2 separate regions of the Mus musculus genome follow, and region 2 is linked to region 1. The links are chromatin contacts, found by Hi-C or POLR2A ChIA-PET in ENCODE. All regions are on one chromosome and are shown on one strand. Each heading gives the region's core, a stretch centred on a gene start or an enhancer-like site at or near the end of the contact. The rest is flanking DNA. Distances are from core to core; before and after follow the strand shown.

What was found. Hi-C counts contacts between places; a loop is a spot of excess contacts on that map. ChIA-PET counts read pairs that join two places held with the same protein, here RNA polymerase II (POLR2A).
Region 2: a loop to region 1 is called in a map of T-helper 17 cell, with 2.2 times the contacts of the local background. The contact joins the promoter of Utp23 here to the enhancer-like site in region 1. A Hi-C loop is called at or near these places in 1 of 37 maps with a recorded cell type or tissue (T-helper 17 cell). POLR2A ChIA-PET finds 5 or more read pairs at or near these places in 2 of 5 experiments (Patski and embryonic stem cell).

The regions. Positions count from the first base shown.
Region 1 is chr15:51,829,704-51,837,091 of GRCm38, reverse strand. All of the region lies in intron 2 of Eif3h (eukaryotic translation initiation factor 3, subunit H), which reads left to right. Among named protein-coding and RNA genes, the nearest start is that of Eif3h, 32 kb to the left of the region's middle. Within about 2 kb of position 2,819, at least 1 of the 3 ENCODE cell types and tissues checked has a DNase peak (open chromatin) inside an H3K27ac peak, as active enhancers do.
Region 2 is chr15:51,874,584-51,881,971 of GRCm38, reverse strand. It overlaps Utp23 (UTP23 small subunit processome component), which reads right to left and starts at 4,531. Exons shown (of 3, transcript NM_030132.5): 1 at 4,262-4,531; 2 at 782-956. The coding sequence starts at 4,449.

The DNA.
Region 1 (7,388 bases), core at 1,570-4,069:
AGTATTTAAAATTCCTAAGTTTCCCAAGTCTAAAAACATAATCCTTAAATTACCATTCCCAGTGGTTTAAATTTTAATTAAATAAAAACTGTTTTACTTTTGATCCACAACAACTATAGGTGAAGATATTTGAATTATTACTAAATTTCAAGCTGATAATCATTAAGAATGAACTATTTAACACTAATTAAAATGTCAAAAGACCACAATTAGACCATGTAAGCAAAGGCTCTGTTATTTCTGTTTTTCTATAAACCGTTTCCTAAGAAGCAAGTTTCAACTCATTTTCTATTTTGCCTAGAAATGTTGACCAATTTCAGTCCTCCAACTAACTATATTACCTTACCTGTAAATTGTATGTGTATAACTAGACTAATTATAATTAGGTTTGGTGTTTTTGATGTGGATGTTGCATTTTCCAAAGAGAAATCTATAAGACGTAAAGTCCGTTTGTTGTGAATTAACCTTTCTGCTTGAGATTGCTCCCAGGGAGCTTTCCATACCTTCACTGTTTTCTCACCTGAGTCTTACTTAGTACCTTTGTAGAGACCAGCAAGCTTCGTTGGTACCCTTTATCTGCTTTCTGATGTAGTGAAACACAAAAGCAGTGTTTATTTTGACCTAATATAGTATAGATTTATATACCCTGAATCACTTCCTGGCCATGCTCTTGTGTGCATTTATTTACCCTTGTTTTTTCTAACATCTAACTGTTAGACATCGTTTAACATGTAGGCAGCCTCTGCTTGAATAAGGAGAGGATTGAATGTTCATTTCAGCAGTCTTTGCAGAGATACGTCCACATTATTTCTATTTGACAGAACTAGATAGGTGGTGATGCTGTACAGACGTGTTTTATAGCAGGTAAGTTTAGAGCCAGCAAGTAGGAGTCTGACTGCAGAGCTAGTTGGAACTCTAGAGATTTCTGACCTGCCGTTAGCCTGAGCAGGCTGCAAGGATGACAGCAGTAGCTGCAGCTGGGCCTCTGCCAGCCATCCTTACTGAATCTTACTATGGGTTCTGTTGGGGAAGGGGAGGACTGCACGGGTCTGCTCCTTATGGAACTTGGCTGTTTTGAGCAGCACATTTGGCTTGAAGCACGGAAGCCTAAGAGATGATGTTAGTTGTTAGGTGTTATATGATGTTAGAGGACAAAGTGAAAACTGATAAGTGAAGATGCTAGATTCATTTTGTCTGTCTGTCTGTCTGTCTGTCTGTCTGTCTGTCTCTCATCCATTCATCCAAAGTAGGATGACAAATAAATATTAATTCTGTGATTTAAAATTACTATATAACAAAATAATTTATTCTTGAAATTTTACAAACGGATCATTCTTGCATTGTATTAGTAGTATATTAGTAGTAGTGTATTTTATTCTTTTCACCTCATTTGATAGCAACTCCCGGTGCTTTAAATGTGCTTAGTGAGTTGTTTTGGTGTTTGTTGTTTGAGACAGGGCCTCGTGTAGCCAAGGCTGCCTAGAAACCTTACTGTAGCTAAGGGTCTTCTCAAACTCATTCTCCTCCTGCCTCCTTCCTCGGCGCGAGGGCTGCAGACAGGAGATGGACCACCACCTATATTTACATAGTTTTAAAGTGTATTACTAAAGTTCCTCGTATTGTGAATTATTTCTCCTTAAAATGTTTTATTTTGATTTATCATATTTCTATCAACTCAACTCGAGCTCAGTTCTACCTTCAAAACAGTAGAAATTTGGTACTAGAACAGTGTGAAGGATTAGGTGAAGAACAGTGAGGCGATGCCTTGATTTTCCTCTGGTGCTTCAGTAAGGAAAGGGATGGTAAGGAGAGGACACGGCATACTCAGACCTTAGTGTGTCTAGGTGCTTCCTATTGCTTCACAGATTCTGGGTGTGAGCGGCAAGCCAGACTGCTCTTTCTTCAGAGTCACCCATGTGTTTCTTTTCAGATTGTCTCCTACAGGGCGTTGACTAGAAAAAACACTAGTAGCTAATTATGGGAACTGTACAGGCAGACTTAATAGTTCTCACTTGGGAACTATACATTTCCATTGAGAGACATGGAAAAGGAGGTCTAGACTGAGCTTCTCTGTGGTTCTGGTTTCCCCTGCTAGTTTGCACATTTGTGATATGGATCATATGGTAAGTAGGGAATTGAGGAAAGAAGCACAAGGTTAAATTAGTGGCGCATCTAGAGATGGGAGCTCCAGCTAACATGCCTGTGCACGGAGATCCAGTTGAAGAGAACTGGACTGATCCTGCTAGTTTGTCAGAGACGCTGTCAGTGAGTGGTGCAGACCTGAAATCAGCTTACAGTATTCACTTAAAGCATTGCCATAGCTGAAGTCTGTGGTTGTTGAATTTAACCTAGATTTCAGAAAATGTAAGTTTATGTGTGTGTGTGTACCATACTCGTTAAAGATCCAGAGCAGCTCTAAGCTTTACATGAACCATAAAGTAGTGGTGGTTGAATCAAGTCAGCTCAGGCATTCTGAGCACAGTCTCTGGAAGTCAACACAGCCTCTAGTATTGCTACCCAGAATGGAGAAACTAACTGAAGTATAGATTAAGCCGAGTAGAACAAGTTCTTATTAAATGCCACTGACTGCATCTGCAAATAGCTCGAATAGATGGTTTTATTTAACGGAAGAAGTCGGTGCCTGACTGATGGCACAGGCTTTCTCGAATCCATTGCTTTGCAGATGACTTAAACAGACAGTACTGATAAAGCCTGTCATGTGAATTTCCTTCTTTACTGAGTACACAGTATGGTTAAGTGATATGTTGTGCAATGCTTCCAATCTGCTGCCTCTGCCATCTGGGCAAACAGAATGAAAGAAAAGAAACGGATCCCTCTGCTGTAAGGAGGCTGTGTGAACACTGGGTGCCACTCGTGGCACACTGAGCTGTGGCAACTGTCTTTGTGACTAGTGTAGGTAGCTGTGTGTAAAATGGAGGCCTGTAACATGCCCAACTCTCACCTTCCCTTTGGATGGCCTGGAACCCGTGGTTGGGACAGAGCAGAGCCACGTGGAAAACCTTCACGCCCAGAGGAGAAGGTACACAAGGGCGCATTACTGCACTGTTTTCAGCCAGTCCTTCACCCTAGTCTAGTGCCAAGTCTTCCGAATGGTTTGTTTTTACCAATGTTTCAGGGGGTGGGGTTGAGCTGGTGAAAGAAGGCAGATAAATTAAAATAATTTCCTCCTTTTTAAAATCCAGTGCTGCTCTAAGTCCTTGAATCAAATGTTGAGGTGGATGTAATAACTATTGGCACTTCAACATCACCGTCGTGAAATCTTTCTGGAACCAAATTATGCTCCCTAAATTCCCTAAGACATTTAGTTCCCATTTTAAAAGGCAGCAGTACCTATAGCTGGGAACATTGCCTCCGACCTTTCAAGTTGTACCGCCGGGGACCTTTGAAGGATGAAGTATTTGGAGCAATAATACACTTTTGTCGGGGCGACGTTCTCATTTGAATCTTAGGGCTGTAAAGCAGGTTTGTGTGCTTATGCTTTTCATGTCGCTGCTGCTTGTTATCATAAAATGTGTGAGCCCTTACTCTACTCTACTAACCATGGTCATCTGGTTGCCTCCCTAGGACGTAGCAGAGCCTTGAATGGATGCTAATAGTACAAAGCCACTGTGGTTTCTGAGGCTTGCCAATCATGGCTCCAGTTCTGAAACATTCAAAATAAAACCCACTCTTTCTTTTTACTTTGACTTTTTACTTTTTTTATTTTCTTTTTGAAAAAAGAGTTGTCTTATCAGAAAACATGGTAATTTCAGCAGATCATTAATGGGAAGGAATTAATAACAGAAAGTGGTTGTTGACCCCAGGAAGTAGGTTAAATAGTGCAGCGTGGTAATAAGGACCACATATGATAAGGCGAAGGCACCTGGGTTTTATTAGGCTGCTTGATACTTTGATCACAATATTATTTCAAGGCTTGTCTATTTAAATTGCTAAGGTTTCTTGTCATCATGATTTAGATCACAATTTCTTTCATTGCAAAGAGATTTTCTTTTCTTTTTCTTTAAAAGAAAGATTCTGGCCAAGCCAAAATTTGGAGGAGGTGCAAGTTCAACAGCTAGAATAATCTTAGAACAAGAAAACCATTGCATAGAGACTTGAAAGCCACCGGATACCAGGTCCATCTGACTTCTCCATAGCTTTTGCCTAGACCATAATTACACTTCATATGGTAGGGAATGCTATAAGGATGACTGGAATAATTCAATTAATTATTGTTTGATATAAATATACACATTTGAAACATATTTCATGTTTCGAGACGGCACTGAGGTTCTCAGCTTTCCCTCCCAACTGCTAAGTGGTTTGATGAACATCTTCAAGAACGTATGGAATTATTTTTAACTGCTTCAGCCATAATGACTGAATTATACTAATCACAGAAGTTAACTTGCTTGATAAATTGTCTTGCCTTTGAACCTGAAATCTTTAAACTTCAGTTAGCTTAATGCCAGTAAATGAAATTTTTACTCATCAGGACCATCAGCGTTTCCTTCCACTGATTTTCTTTATCATAGAAGTAGTCTTTCACTGCTATTTAATGGTTGTTTGTTATGTGTTACAGCAAATGCCTTAGCTTGAAAAAACATTTATTTTCAGTAGTGAAGAAAGGAACGGGAAGGGTTAATAATTTAAGATACTATTATTAGCTTAGTAGTAACGATGGTCATTCAGCAGTGTTTAACATTTATATGTGATATGCTTTGTACATTTATTCACATTCCCACTAATTATCATTGTTTTGATATTTGAGTACCCTGTTATAACTGCTATAATTTTACTTCAGTGTTTCCATTTCCCTGTGTAACTTAAGCCTTGTTAAAAGCATATAAGAATTTAAGTCCCCTTTGATTTGCCCTTGGTAGTAAAAGGAATATGTGGACTTGACATTCAGTATTATTTTTTATTTTCCCTAATCAGAAAAAAAAGAGGAAAAAGTAAAATTAAGCAAAAGACTTGAGTATTGGAAAGGTTGCTTACCAAGAGCTATGATTCTTGTCTTGAAAGTAGGGTCCTATTTTAACTTGTCATGTACAACTTGTTGAATCAGGAAAGATGAACTTGAACAAAAGATGGAGGCATAGATTAGGGACATATATTCGATACAAGCATAGAATGAGAAGATCTGTCAGGGAAAGCAGAGATTTATTTACCTTGGAAATGGGCTGAAAAAATAGTAAGTAGAGCCAGCTTCTGGGATGCTTGAAAATGCAGTAGTCAGTCGGTATCTAGCATTTTGTGGCTTGGGGAGGGCCACCAGAAGGAAAGGAGAGCTTGAAAGAAATAGTTAGTAACCGTAGGTGGACAGGAGGAGTTGGGAGAGCAGAGAAGGTGGACTAGAGGTTTGCTACCAAGTAACTCCAGTGTCCAGAGTTAAGTTTTTGTTCATTAGCCCCTTTTAAAATATTTCATATAATATACTGGTTCAGTGATAAGTGGTATGTGCTAAGGTCAGATATGTAATACATGTAAGCTGTTGGTGACAGGCCAGGAGGTTCACACATTTCATAGTAACTGTCATCCTTACTGAAATGAGGTATTTAAATTCAGTAACTGTAGAGAGTTGTTTAGGTTATTTAAAATACATAGAGAGTGTGAACTAGTCAGTGTGGTGTGGATGTGAGGTGATATTTTTAAGGCTATCTTCTAGGAAGATGATTATTAAACTTCAAGCAGAGCTCAGACCTACTAAATATACAAGGATGGTGCTATTCCTCAGTTGTGTCACCTCAAATGCAGTTTAAACGACTTGGTAACCTGACTGATCCATTGAATGGGTATTTTAGTAGTGCCATCCATCTTTAAACCTTTACGGTGTTGGGGGAGTCCACAGCCAAGGGGAAGGGGAAACATAAAATTTATAAGATTGCCTAAATAATACTTGAAATGCTTTCCTTAAAAAATCCCTTAAAGTGGATGTTTTTCCATGGATAATTGAAACTTCTCAGACTAATGTCTTTCACTTAAAAAATAGGAAAGGAAATTAGAATCACTCTTAATTTCCCTTTCATGCAGCTATTCTTCATTATTTGTTTAGCTATTGATTCCAGCGATCTCCTCTTATCTGTTGATTAATCCTATTCTACATATGGAACAAACCAGCAGCGGTGTTCACTAACAGCAAATACCGAGGCTTTAGCAGTAGAATAGTTTTACCGCTATTAGGAACTAACTATAACAGATCTTCTCCTCCAGTTTTAAAACTGGATAGATGATTGAAGAGTAAAAGCCCCGGCCCTAGAGGTTAGCTCTCGGGTGTAGCCATCTTTGTTGTCTTGTTCACTACCATTATTGATAATGCTAGCGCTCTAAGAATACTGGTCATCGTTACCACTTTCTTAGTGTTTGGCAGGTACCAAATATTCTATTGAGCACTTAGCAAGTATCAGTTTAATCCAGAACACTTACGTGAAACTTGGTTCCTGCTATTTTAGTCCATTTGTAGAGAGGGGTAAGATTGAATTAGGAAAAATGAAGATAAATAACCAGGGCAGAAGGCAGTCCAGCTTGACCCTGAGTTTGAACTGTGTAGGACCAGACGCACTCTGGATCTTGAAGGTGTGTGTTCTCTTCTGTGAATGTTTGCATAGTCACATTAAGTAGCCCTACTCTAAAAATTCAAAACCTGTAGTGTTCCTAAAGCATTTGGTCTCTGATAAGACCCTCTTACGGGTAGTGTTTGACCTATATGCATTTGAGCCCTGAGCTTGGTCCCTAGTGCAACTGCCACAACCTGGGTGTGGGTGGGGGTGGGGGTGGTGGGGTGGGGTCACATTTGTAGTATCTCTAATGCTGGACTCCCAGGTGAGATGCTCTCAGTAAGTGTTGTGATGAAATGACAGGCCTGAGACATACTTGAGTAAAGGTCCTTTCAGCAGGAGGGCGGTGTGTTTGCTCCACCTGGCATTTCATGAGCAGGGTCTTGCAGACAGGTGGTTCCTGTTCTTACCTCAGCTTTCCCCTCACTCTGCCAGCTGTACCGAAGCGTTTGTTTACCCTACAAGTCCAGAGTCTAACTTGTTCCTAGACAGTGATTACCTTAGCCCCTCTGCACCTCCAGTTAATTAACTCCTGCTTCTGTGTCAGGACTCAGTTTAGATATTTTCCCTAGACCCCACACACATAGCCTCGCGGCAAGCCCGGACTACATACATGTTCACAGATCAAACGCTTACCCCACAGTGGTGCTTACCCCATTACAATTATTGAATACCTTTATTCTGAAATTGGATTTACAGAGGTTGCAAAGATAGTACTCTTGGCACACCCTTTAGTCAGCACATGGAGATGTTCTTTATTTCTGACTCCTCTGGTTTGAGGATGGAGGTGTTGAGATACACTAAATAGCACAGGCTGGCTTTGAACTTGAT
Region 2 (7,388 bases), core at 3,282-5,781, 43 kb before region 1:
TGAAGCCACTCAACAGCAGTCGGGGCTGGATCAGTCAACACTCTGGGCCCACGAATTATCAACCAATGCAACAGAAAATACATTAGAAACTTTCTCTTGCCTTTCCACTAGATATTCTCTCGAAACATCGACAAGGGAAGAGGTTGGAGCAGAGTAATAAGCTGACTCCACAATCATATCTGTATACCTCATGTGTGCCTAGGTGGCCGTAAGATGGCGGTGGGTTCCTTGAGACTGTAGGTACACATGGTTGAGAGCAGCTGTATAGGTGTTGGGAATTAAACCAAGAGCAGCCAGCTCTTAACCCCTGAGCCATCTCTGCAGCCTCCTGATGCTAATCTCAGAGCACATGCACCATGAGCTGAGAAGCAGGAATTCAGGAACATGCTAGGTTATGAGTCCAGAAGGCAGAGACTGCCCGACTCCTCCCTGCTTGAAGAACCGTGACGCAATCAGCACACTACTGCAACAGCTCCTCAGCCTCTAGAAGGAAACTTCTGAAGGAAAAAAAGTCCCCCAAACTTAGTCTCCTCCTCATATGTTCAAGTAAGTACCTTTATTGATCCCATTTTAAAATGTACATTTTTAAAAGTCCAAACAATGAAACATGAATTAGCTAAGTGACTGGAATCCTCTCTAATACACCACAGTAAGTAAATAAATAGAACTTCAAACACTACATTATCTCTCCCACTTACTTTTCTTTGTACTGCAAACAGAGCTGCATGAAGTATATATAGAGGTAGTTAAAACTGCCTTACAGTTTTGAAAGTAACATTACCTGTGTGGCCACAAAATAATGATGAGGGTTCCCCTCATCCACCATGGACAGGAGACATTCAGACCCACTCACTGGGCTCTTGAAATGAGGACAGTTTCGAACCTGGCATTTCTGTGCAATCAGTTTTGCTCCATATAATTCCTTTCCCAGTGTTTCTAACTCCTTTAACACACATCTGGGGAGAAAAAAGTCATTCAGAGTCCAGAATCACAACCAATACATTCCTTCTGTTTATACAAAGCAAGCATAAACACAATACTCAAGTTTTTAAGGTGGAAAAACTATTCCATAAAAATGTGACGGGGGAACGCCAGGGCCAAGAAGTGGGAGTGGGTGGGTAGGGGAGTGGGGCGGGGGGGGGGGGGGAGGGTCTGGGGGACTTTTGGGATAGCATTTGAAACGTAAATGAAATAAATACCTAATTAAAAAAATAAAAAAATGTGGATTTATAGCACGGTTGCCATTTTCTTCTTAAATGAAAACTTTAAAAATACATACTCCAAGCAGAAAGAATACCAATGTCAGAGTACACTAAGCATTTGTGTACAGGAAGCATGCAAGTTGTTTTTCGCATATACTATTGCTTAACCTCAAATGTATAATAAAGCTACATGATTAACTGAATTAAATTTCTAACTTATCCTCAAATCTCTACCTCTTACAGATGGACCAGATACAATGAGCCTTCCAGATACTGAAGAGGACTCCAGGTCACTATTACAACTTCAAAAATCACTAACACAGAATCAACAACAACTTATGTATCCTGTTTGAATCCTGATTTTAAAAAATAAACAAATGAAAAATAAGAAAAAAAAGTTTGTTTTTTTAATTGTAGGAGCCAGAATGGTTGATGAGACCAGGAGAAAATGGCCCACAGAGTCAACTAAGCAGGGTTCATGGTGCTGGCTCACAGAGACTAAAGCAGCATGGTGGTGTAGCTTGTTGTCTTGTGAAACTTCTAATAGTGGGAACACATATGTCTTTGAGTCTTTCACCTGCTCTTGGGGCTCTTTTCCACCTGTTGGGTTACCTCCTCCTGTCTTGATGAGGGTTTGTGTCTAGTCTAATTTCATCTAGGCCCTGTTCCGTTGATATCCCTGGGAGGCCTGCCCTTTTCTGAAGAGAAAGAGAGGAACAGTGGATTTTGTGGGATGAGGGAATAAGGGAACTGTAGTTGGGATGTATTGTATTGAGAGAAGAATTATTTTTTTTTAAAGTTTTTTCATGACAAACAGCAAAGAATGACAAACAGATGTGTGAGGAGGTGGGGAAGAGACGGGGACAACAAGAATGGGCTTTCTGGGACCAGCAAATGCTGGGTATCAGGGTCTTCAATCTTGTGTTGGTTGACAAATTCCCAAAGTAGCTGGGTGGTGGTTGTGCACACCTTTAATCTCAGCACCTGGGAGGCAGAGGCAGAGAGAGGGGCAGAGGGGCAGAGGGGCAGAAGCAGAAAGAAGCAGAGGCAGGTGATCTCTGAGTTTGAGGCCAGCCTGGTCTATAGAGCATGTTTCAGAACAGCCAGGGCTACACAGAGAAATCTTGTATAAAACAAACAAACAAAAAACCAAAACAACAACAACAAAAAACCAACCAACTAAACAAACAAAATCCCAAACCACAAAAAAAACAAAAATTCCCAAAGTTAAGTGGTTGTTGTCCTTTCTCTTCTTCCTCCTTGAGAATGGCTCTTGCCAGGCCTTCTTCAAACTCATGGTACTCCTCCTGACTCAGCCTTGCAGAGTATTTGTATCACAGGTGTAACCTCCCTTGAGTGACTCCGTAGTTGAAGTCCTTGGGGAACTATGACATGTACATGTAGTACTTCCCGCCTGGTTGTATCACAGCACGGGACTGTTAGTATTGGTATGGCACGTGGGAGGAAACAAACTACTTACATTCAGAAGCAGCTAATCCAGGGACAGAGGCTGTTAAAAGCTGTACAGGCAGCTCCTAAGGCTAAAGGGATCATATTTAAAAGTTTGTGTGTGTTGGGCTGGGTGATGGTGGTGCCACACACCTTTAATCCCAGATTTCAGAAGGCAGAGGCAGGAGAATCTCTGAGTTCAAGGCCATCCTGATATACAAAGTGAGTTCCAGGGCAGCCAGGGATACACAGGGAAACCCTGTTTTGAAACCATCACCTAGACTCCAAAAAAAAAAAAAATTTTTTTTATGTATATGTGGGTGGTTAGCTGTAGAGGCCAGAAGAGGGTGTTGGAGCCCCTGGAGCTGGAGTTACAAGCAGTTGTGAGACCCCTGACAGTGATGCTAGGAACCATCTCAGGTCCTCTGGAAGGGCAGGAAGCATGCTTAACAACTGAGCCATCTTTCCAGCCTGAGATTAAAACTTTGAGGTTATCTGCAACTCGGAAAGAGCATTACTTAAGAAATTCTAAATGTGGAAGGCTGTTTACTGCAAAGTAGAACATGAACAGCACACGTCACGGCTTGACTCGGACAAATGTATAAAGAACACCTTAACTGGCTATTTGTAAGCTGTAGTTGAACTCAATTTATTTACTTAAATAAATATTCCACAAAAACTACTAAAATTCTTATTCATGGTCTAGCTTCAGTTTACCTTTTCCCTATTTTCATGTCCCATAATATTAGATATAATATATATCTTCAAGTCCCAAAATTAAATATGGTTCAGGCATCAACCAATTCTATTTGTTCAAAAGTTCTCTAAAACAATAACATTACTATTTCTATCATTGAAAACAGACATTTCCTCCTCAGTTCTAAACAAGCCTCAGAGGGGGTCGAACATCGATTCTATGAGACCTTTTAAAATAACCCCCACCCGCACCCCCCACGCCCACCCCTCTCACACACTCCTGCTCCCGGGTGTGCTACCCTAGGTGTGCTCTCTTACATGAAGTGAGGAGGCACAGATGTGGAGTGAAAAACAGCCATCAGGAGTTGACTTTACAGCCCATGAAGGCTAAGGCTAGGCCTTCGTCTTGCCCACTAAGGTGTCCTCAGGGTCTGGAGCAGTGATTGCCATTTGGTTGGTACTTTAAAAATGGCCTTGGGTAAAGTTTTTAATATCTCCAGCCTTGACTTCTTTTCCTAGGAATTGAAGATAAAACCTCACTGGCAGTTGGAAGGCTTGAAAACCTTTGGGTTATAAGTAACAACCGCCACAGAATGGGTGTTAGCTTTTGGATGTTGAGAAATGTCCAATGTAAATGATACCTCACGTGACTTTATATCAACTTTGAAGAAGTTATGCTCTCTACAGCTACACCATTTCTTGCCTGAGACCACACAGCTGGTTTTAATTGGAACCAGAAGTCCAAGTCAGGTCCACATGTTACCTGTTCTGATTTTTCTCAGAAATAACTGAATATTCACAAGGCACAGTACCATCTGCCTGACTTTTCGGTCAGTCGCGGCCCAAGGTAACCGACTTGGTTGGCACCGTGGAGAACTCTGGGCCACACCCGCGACCCCGCCCCGCAGACCCACCTCGTGGTGCACAGCTGGGTCTCTCCCATAAGGTAGCGGGGCAGCTGGTCCCGCAGCTGGATGCGACCCCGCAGCGCCGCCTGGCAGAAAGTGCCATCCAGAAGGATCTGGTAGGGCTCGCGGACTCCGAAATTGTTGCGGAAAAAGCCGAGATGCTTCTTGGCGTGTTTCTGCCTGGTGATCTTCATGCCTGTTTAAGCCACCGGACTCACCGGCACCAGCCTCACTTCCGCACTCCTAGAAATTTGTATTTCCCGGAACGAAGCCCCTTCGACCCGGAAGTACACTCCCTTATTTCCACAGCCCGCCTCTCGGATTCTGTAGTTCGCAAAGGAACGACCACTCCCACTTCCTAGCGCGAGCTTTAGGGGGCGGAGCTTTCTGTGCAGAGGAGCCTCGGAGTGCGCAAATTGGCGCAGGTTGGCACATGCACACTCGCGAGCTGGACTAATAGTCCTTGCTTTGTGTAGCTCTTTGCCTGACACTTAGGAAGTCTCTAAAAGACTAGTAATATGAAAATAACTAATTATGGTACCATTGACCCAGGCACTTTGTAACTTGCCATTCACTATGTATCATTCCCAAGAATGTTTTTAGTTTCCAAGTGAAGAAAATGAGCCAAGGTTGGACGACCTTAACTTGGGAGGTTTTGCTGGTCTTCAAGGAAGCAAAGGGCACGTGGTTCCTAAGCGTCTGGAGCTCACACTGACTCCTTGATGTTCACGGGTATTTTACAACACCTTACGAATGAACTGATTCTATGGTAAAAAGGTGTTACCCAAATTGACAGCACAGTCTCTAACTCATCCTGGAGAACCCAATTGACATAAATTTGCTGGTTGTGGTGGCGTACACATCTTTAATCCCAGGAGGCAGAGGCAAGAAGGTTTCTGAGTTCCAGGACAGCCTGATCTTCATAGTGAGTTCCAAAGCAGCCAGAGTTACACATTGAGATCTTCTCTTGGAAAACAAATAAACTAAACAGCCAAATTAATATTTAAAAAAAGGATTTCCATAGTGTGGCCAAACGGAGGTGCCAGTCATTATGACAGTCAATCTCTGAGGTCCTGAAGTGAAATTAAAGTGTACATAGGTAGCCAGGGACATGAATATCTAACTCATTGGTTCTCAACCTGCCTAATATAGCCCTTTAATATATTTCCTCAAGTGTGGTGTGTGTCAATCATAAAATCAATTTCATTGCTACTTCATAACTGTAACATTGTTGCTGCTATGATTCATAATGCCAATATCTGCGTTTTCTGATGGTATTAGGAGACCCTGTGAAAGAGTCTTTTGAACCTCAAGGGCTCAGGACCCACAGGTTGAGAAATGCTGAATTCTAACCAACCTTGGTTAATATGTGGCACTGTCCATCATTTTTTAAGACTTTGGTCCTACCCTGGAAGGTGTTCTAAGAAGGCATTAAGACTGGGAAATCTCTTTCCCAGAAGACAAATTAAATTCCCTCTTGGTGTCAGGCTCTGCGTCTTTTCCTTCTTCCAGCATGAAATTGCCATTTCTTAGGGTCAGTTGTTTCAATTTGAGGGACACGAAAGAATATCTTCAAGTTCTGCTGGGCCAGTTACAGAGCCATTATTTGTATCTTCTCATCCCAAAGCCAAGCCTGAGTGCCTCAGTGTTTTAGGAGAATTTCCAAGAGTTTCATTTCCCGAAAGTTTGTTGAGTTGGAGGCCTGATCTCAATTTCATAGACGTTTTTCTGTCCGGAGTTTCTAACATAGGAAAAATACATACTGGGTTAAAATTGAAAGACACACACACACACACACACACACACACACACACACCCCTAATTTAAATACTTTCGAAGTTACTTAACCAATTTAGTTAAATGAAGACAATGAATAAGGAGTTTTCAAATTTGATTAACTGTGTAGGGTATCCACTCTAAGGTAAAAGAATCAAAGACTGGAGAGTATGGAGTTTGCATTTTTGTCTCTGGCTGGAATCTGTCCCAGATCTAGTCTTGGCCAATTTGGCCAAAGATTGAAGGAACTTTTTTTTTTTAATGACTTATAATGTGATTGAAATGTATTGCTTGCATTTGGCCCTTTATTTCAATTTATAGGTTTATGGAATTGAACTAAGGTACTCTATAAAGTCAGTCCTGACCTGAAACCCAGTACTACCATGAGATGGCTGCTTTCATTTAATGGAAAATAAAATTAGGGGTTTGAAATCATGAGATGCTGTAGAAGGGCTGGTTTCATAGTCCTTAAGCATAATTGTCAGTATTTTCTACTTTAATCCTTCCTTTATCCCTGTATGCACACTCTCTGCCCTGAATGGACTCTCATGACAAAGAAATATCATCCCAACCTCGTAAAACAATTAAAAGCTTTAAAAACAAAAAACAAAAAAAAAAGACTTTCTTTCTACCTAGATCTAACTTCTAGTCACTTTTTAGTTCTAAAAAGATATGGGATGCCACTAAAAATTTGAATCATATTCTAGGGTGTTTTGTTGTTGTTGTTATTGTTTTTTATTTTAATTTGCGGAACTACATCATAGTCTTTTCCAAGTTCTATGTTTGACTGCCAATTTGCACACTTATCCTTCTTACCAAGTACAAGAGAGCCTTGTAACAGTGATCATCAAGTTTGGAATCATTTTCTATTGACTTAAAAACCAAAACAAAACATTGTCCCTGGGTATGTAGGGAAAGCCTTAGGGCGCTTGCTTAAGATAGCCATTTCTATAGCAGCTTGAAGTTCTGAGACTCTCCCAGGTGGCACCTGAAATATGCATAGTAATGAACTCTACATAGGCTGTGTTTTTTCTGACATATACAGGCCCGTGATAAATTTTAAGTCATAAATTAATCACAGTAGGAAACTGGCAGCACCAATAAAACAAAGCAGCTAACACTGGAGTAAGACTTCTGTGGAGGTCTCTTCTCAATGCCTCTGTGTAAGATGAGATTTTTGCTTTCAATGTCCAGCTACCTCCTAAGTGACTACCAGGTAGGTAGTATTCAGACAGAAAGGCACATTTATTATGAAAATTTCTCCGAGTCATTTTGTGCTCTTAGTGTTCCTGATCCAACTTTTGCAGGAAAACACTACTGTTTATCCAATATAATATTTTCATTAAGCGGTCCACCA